2 separate regions of the Homo sapiens genome follow, and region 1 is linked to region 2. A link is a contact called in ENCODE Hi-C or POLR2A ChIA-PET data. All regions are on one chromosome and are shown on one strand. Each heading gives the region's core, a stretch centred on a gene start or an enhancer-like site at or near the end of the contact. The rest is flanking DNA. Distances are from core to core; before and after follow the strand shown.

Evidence for each region. A loop is a pair of places that touch in the nucleus more often than their neighbours do. ChIA-PET counts read pairs that join two places held with the same protein, here RNA polymerase II (POLR2A). Pooled maps may share reads with other maps.
Region 1: a map of K562 shows a loop between it and region 2 (4-fold over the local background). The contact joins two enhancer-like sites. A Hi-C loop is called at or near these places in 8 of 168 maps with a recorded cell type or tissue (HCT116, IMR-90, K562 and 5 more), 11 of 37 single-sample maps with no recorded cell type and 14 of 50 pooled maps. POLR2A ChIA-PET finds 5 or more read pairs at or near these places in 3 of 52 experiments (AG04450, OCI-LY7 and activated naive CD4-positive, alpha-beta T cell).

What each region holds. Positions count from the first base shown.
Region 1 is chr10:110,723,073-110,726,020 of GRCh38, forward strand. All of the region lies in intron 1 of RBM20 (RNA binding motif protein 20), which reads left to right. Among named protein-coding and RNA genes, the nearest start is that of RBM20, 80 kb to the left of the region's middle. Within about 2 kb of position 1,585, at least 2 of the 41 ENCODE cell types and tissues checked have a DNase peak (open chromatin) inside an H3K27ac peak, as active enhancers do; they include psoas muscle, where a contact is called at or near this core.
Region 2 is chr10:110,608,052-110,611,330 of GRCh38, forward strand. No RefSeq gene overlaps it. Among named protein-coding and RNA genes, the nearest start is that of RBM20, 35 kb to the right of the region's middle. RefSeq lists an enhancer at 3,206-3,279. Within about 2 kb of position 1,765, at least 2 of the 41 ENCODE cell types and tissues checked have a DNase peak (open chromatin) inside an H3K27ac peak, as active enhancers do; they include psoas muscle, where a contact is called at or near this core.

The DNA.
Region 1 (2,948 bases), core at 335-2,834, 110 kb after region 2:
CTGCACTCCAGCCTGGGCGCCAGAGCGAGACTCCATCTAAAAAAAAAAAAAAAAAAATCATCCCAGCAACCCTATAAGGTAGGAGGTGGGTACTGTTTTGTTAATAACAGCTTTGATGAGATGTAAGTCACATATCATGAAATTCACCATTTAAAAATATACAAGTAAACGGTTATATATTCACAGAGCTGTAATTCATCACCACTAATTCCAGAATATTTTTATACCCCCAAAAGAAACTGCGTACCCATTAGCAGTCACTCCCCATCCCTTCCCTTTCCCCTTCCCTCATCCTCTGGCAACCACTAAACTATTTCCTGTCTGTGTGGATTTGCCTCATCTGGACATTTCATATAAATGGGATAATGTAGGAGTGGAATTGCTGGGTCATATGGTAACTTCAGATGTAACATTTTGAGGAGCATCCAAACTGTTTTCCAACGTGGCTACACCATTTTACACCAATGCCACTAACAATGAATGAGGATTCCAATTTTTCCACATTCTTGCAGCACTTATTATCATCTTTTTGATTTCAGCCATTCTAGTGGATATGAAGGGGAAACTCATTGTGGTTTTGATTTGCATTTCCTTAGTGACTAACAATGTTGAACATCTTCTCATGTGCTTAATGGCCATTTGCATGTCTTCTCTGGAGACACATCTATTCAAATCCTTTGCCTATTTTTAATTGGGTTATGGGTCTTTATTGTTGAGGTTTTTTAACCCTGTTGTACAGATGAGCACGGCCCTTCCTCTGTGGCAGTGCACAGGGAAGGCAGAATTATTGTGATTTTCAGTTCATATGAAATTCCTTAAGTGTTGGGCTTGAGTTTTACTTCAATTATAGGCTTATCTTTTCTTCCATGTCTAAATAATAATAGTATTCATTTGTTAGTAGATGACAGACACTGTATTCTAAACACTCTACTATTCTAAACAACTCTGCAGAAACTGAGGCTCAGAAAGGTTACATTACTAGCCAAAAGTTACCGGGTAAGAGACCAAGCCAGGGTCCAAGTCAGGTCTATTGACTTCAGGGCTTGTATTCTGAAGTCAATACTTAGCCATCAAAAGAGACAAACAAATCCCGTCTGCCAGTGTGTGTGCAGAACCCGTTTGTCTCTGTGGCAGTGGTAAAACAAATGACCAAACAAAACAAAACTGATGCTGTGATGCTGGACCTTCAAGCTAGTGATGCTTCAGAATACACCACACCAGACTACCTGTAAAACATCTGCTCCAACAGGTTGCAGGCTGCTCAGGTTGAAATTGCTCCAAGCTGGGAGCTGCAGAACTGAAGTAGCCTTTCAGCAAAATTGTGACTTCTTTGTTGAGAGAGGAAGTCTGAAGATGTTTCCTGGGGCCTCACCTCTTACCTGCTATTTCCTGAGAGTGCTTCGTCAAGATTTTCTCAGTTCTGTTTCTGGAGACAGAGCAGGAACCATTGACTTGAATCACGTTAGCACTGTGAGTGGGGAGAAGCATTGACTCCCTGGCTTCTCCCCACAAAGAGTCACCTTGACAGGCCCAGTAATATCCCTGCAGCCATGGGCGTGCTGGGCCATATCGTTGCCCTGGTGGAGGTCTGGCACAAGACTCAGGGAGGGGACATTCTTTCTCTGAAGCCAAAGCAGATGTTTTCACTTCATCTGGGGATGAATCATCTGGGGAATGAGAACAGTAGGCAAGGAAGGCAGGATCACCATTATCACAGGAGATGCTTTATCCGGCACCTACTGTAAGTGTACCAGGTTTCTTGAGGCAGTGCCTGGAAACCTTGATCCTGGTCTGCCTGCATCCCCCTCAGGAACTTGACTGCTTGGGCTCTGACTGCATGCCTACCATGTGTCAGGTCTTCGAGGAGGAGTCCCAGTCCTCAAGGAGTTTAAAGTTTTGGGTAGAGAAACGTGTGGATTGCCAAGTTACTGCAAAGTGGACTGTGATAAACACTGTCACTGAGCTCTATTAAGCAAGTGACACCACTCCATGAACTTGGATGATCATAGCTCTTTCCCATCTACACAGCAGGTTAATCATTCTCACCCTGTGTAATTCACAAGAATGACTCGGGAGTAAATGAGACCAAGAATGTGCCAGAGTTGAGTGTACTAGTGGTGCTAACATTTTGGAATCAGAGATCCCTTTCAAAGGCTGATGAAAGCTTTGGACTTTCACCTCAGAAAAATTACTCTGGAGCGTGCGCTTATATGACTTTGCAAACAGTTTCAATTTCATGGTTTTTATGAACATCCTGAAACCCATCCATGGACCCTTGTGGGGGACCTGTAGGTCAATAACGCCTGTTTCGGTGCTTGTTCCCTGAAGGATGTTTTAAAAGTCCCAGATAAATTCACATTACTATTATTAGGAATCCTATGTTTCTCAGTTACTTCTATGTTAAAAATCTTTCTCCTAAACAATTATTTGCTAAATATCCCTTATAACTAGGTATTATTTAGATTGATGAACTTTAAGGATAAAGCAAAAGCAAGACAATCTGATTGGCCAGATTTGTCTTCTGTTTTGTGTACATGTATAACATAAAATGGAAAACAATTGCAGAGGTGCAGGCTTTAAAAAAATACAGAAACAGAGCACATCAACCTGGATTTTAGGTGTGACATCTTGCTTGGTTGTGTATTTCAGGGGCTGCAGAGCTCACAAAGCTATTGCGGGGAGGCAGCGTTAAATCTGTTGCTCTTGTAAAACCAATTGTATGGCATATAGCTGGGGTGGCGTGTGTATAGGAAGCTGAGAGCATTGGTCACGCCAGTTCTCTGAGACGGGAGGCAGGATTGACAGCCACAGCTTGGCCTCTGTGCTGGGGGTGGAATCTGCTGCGTGTGCAGCCTCCTTCCTGCCCCCCTCCCCCGACCCCATCCTGGCAGGCAGTGGTGCTGAGCAGATGGACCCCATCCCCATCTTGGGGGCAGATGTGCTGCTGA
Region 2 (3,279 bases), core at 515-3,014:
GTAGTCCCAGCTACTTGGGAGGCTGAGGTGGAAGGGGTCACGAGCCTGGGAGGTTGAGGCTACAATGCGCCATGATCATGCCACTGCACTCCAGCCTGGCAACAGAGCAAGACCCTGTCTCAAAAAAAAAAAGTGTTATATTTACGAAATAATATTCATTCTGTATCTTTTTACTTAGGCGTATCTCCTTATCCTGGAACACTGATAATCCAGGTTTGTGTATTTATGCTTAGTCAGCTATCTTAAATGGAGGGAAGTGCAAATGGAACCAGTTGCACATTAATGCAGTTTAAATGGTAACAGCAAAGTGTTAGCCTGCTGTTAAAAGTTAGGAGGATCTTTCCTTCCCTACTTGGTATTTTTTTCTTTTTTTTTTTTTCTCTTTTTTTTTAAAGAGAAGATAGGGCCTTACTCTGTCGTTCGGGCTGGAGTGCAGTGGTTCAATCATAGCTCACTGCAATCTCCAACTCCTGGGCTCAAGGGTTCCTCTCAGGGCACCTTCCCAAGTAGGTAGCTAGAATTACAGGTGTGTGCTAACACACCGGCTGATTTCTGATTTTTTAAGTAGATGGGGGTGGGGTCTCACTTTGCCCAGGCTGGTCTCGAACTCCTGGCCTCAAGTGATCCTTGGCTTCCCAAAGTGTTAGAATTACAGGTGTGAGTCACTGCAGCTGGCCCTTTTTTGTTTTAAAATTATATGTAATTAGGTGGAAATTATCCTCTCCTTTTGTGTGAAGATTGAACAGTGATATCCTTGTTTCCTTAGTTTTATCTTTTGGAAGAAACAATTCTTCTTTTCATCCGGGAAAAGTAAGAACAGAATCTGTTTCAATTGCCTATTGCCTAGAAGTGTTACAGCTTTTATTTTGGTCACATTAAGTAATTCTTGATAAAGTGGTTAACATTTCTAGAAGGAATATTATTTTGGCAAGAGCTCAGATTTCACAAAACGTGTCTTAAAAATGGCTTTCGGCCAGGCGTGTTGGCTCACGCCTGTAATCCCAACACTTCGGGAGGCCAAGGTGGGTGGATCACGAGGTTAGGAGATCCAGAGCATCCTGGCTAACACGGGGAAACCCTGTCTCTACTAAAAATACAAAAAATTAGCCGGGCCTGGTGGCGGGCGCCTGTAGTCCCAGGTACTCGGGAGGCTGAGGCAGGAGAATGGCGTGAACCCGGGAGGCAGAGCTTGCAGTGAGCTGAGATTGTGCCACTGCACTCCAGCCTGGGCGACTGAGCGAGACTCTATCTCAAAAAAATAAAGTGGCTTTCATATCTCCACTTTTTCTAAGTTAGGACTTTGAAGGATATATTTAGATCCAGAGATACAAAATTTTTTAGTTTAATACCTTAATTTTATAGACGAGGAAATCTGAAGCCCAGATTAGGTAAGTGACCCAAATGAATAAATGAGCACACACAGCTTAATAACCCACAGAGCCAGAACCAAGTCCTGGCTTTCCTTCGCAAGCAGGACAGACTCTAATACATTAGCTCTTTTTTTCTCCCAAGTTAACTATGAAAATGGGAGAGAGATAGTACAGTGTTGATTGATCCTCCACATGACACAGAGAAACAGATTTTAAGGGCACAATTCACCATCTCTGGTTTTCTTTGCCTTTTGCCTCCCCACTCCTCCTATTTTCTTTAGACTGCACTTATTTAGGTACACTCTGATCACTTATCTCAGTGTCTTAGGGGGACTGGATTACTCCTGGCTGCCAGTCTTCTGCATGAAAGATGCCAGCGTTGCTCCATAAATCTGCCACCATGTGGCACTCACTCTCCCCTTCCTAGACACAGAGTCTCCTGGGTGTAAGAGCCCTTGTGGCAGCCAGTAATTGCTCAGGGACATGAGGCAGCCTAGCGATTAGGTTTGCAAGAAGCACATGGATTTATTTCCTCTCTCAAGTCCTCACATTGGTTGGTATAACTCTATTATTGGAAAGAGACATTAAGGTTTGAATGTTATCTCATGGATACTTGTGTGTTCAGATCAGTGCCTGGAAAGTTGATTATCAAACATTAAAGTGTACAGTGATCACAAGTCCTGCTTTGGCTTTATAAATATACACCTAAAATTATTCAGTAATTAACAATGATGGCGGTAAAGGCTGGAAACATGGAACTACATATGGGTGGAAAAAACCCACCACCATAGAAAATTGAAGGACACGGGTTTAAGGCAAATCATTTGGGACTAAGTTAACAGAGGCAGTTAAGGTATAATGTACTAAAGGTCCCTGACACTTCTGAGGCAGAGGCCTTTGCTAGGAGAGGTCTTCAAACACAGGAATCTATCGTACCACTTCAGAATTAGAAATGATGGCTGCAAAGGTAGATAAGGCTGAGGCTTTCTTCATCATTGGGCTGCTGCTTTGTCTCCCAGTAATTACTTCACTTTTTTCCCAGAGCCACTAGAGGGGGCCCTTGACACATGCCAACCCCTCCATTTTTTCAGTCTAGTTTTTCAAACTCTAGTTTCTTAGAGTAGAGTTCCAGGAGCAATGAGATGGTCAAGGTGTGACATTCTTGAGATTTCTCTGTTGCAAGAGTTTGAGCTACGTGTTAACTGCAGCTCAGTAATTGGATGCTTTTAGCCAAGGTACCTAGTGCTTGCAACAGGTTGGATTGCTGCTTAGAAAGGTATGCAGCAGCTGTTTAATGGGATCTTGTTAACAAAATTTGCAGTCTGTATTAGGGTTCTCTAGAGGGACGGAATAGGATAGATGTATATATGAAGGGTAGTTTATTAAGGAGTATTGACTCACATGATCACAAGGTGAAGTCCCGCAATAGACTGTCTGCAAGCTGAGGAGCAAGGAAACCAGTCAGAGTCTCAAAACCTCAAAAGTAGGGAAGCCAACAGTGCAGCCTTCAGTCTGTGGCTGAAGACCTGAGAGCCCCCGGCAAACCACTGGTATAAGTCCAAGAGTTCAAAAGCTGAAGAGCTTGGAGTCCAATGTTAGAGGACAGGAGGCATCCAGCACGGGAGAAAGATGAAGACTGGAAGTCTCAGGAAGTCTGCTCTTTCCATCTGCCTGTTTTATTCTAGCTGCACTGGCAGCTGATTAGATGGTGCCCACCCAGATTGAAGGTGGGTCTGCCTCTCCTAATCCACTAACTCAAATGTTAATCTCCTTTGGCAACACCCTCACAAACACACCCAGCAACAATTCTTTGCATTCCTCAATTCAATCAATTTGACAATATCAGCCATCACAGTCCTTTCTTGCAGTAGCCCTACTTGTTTCTCCTCAGAGCAGTTTTTTCCTCTAT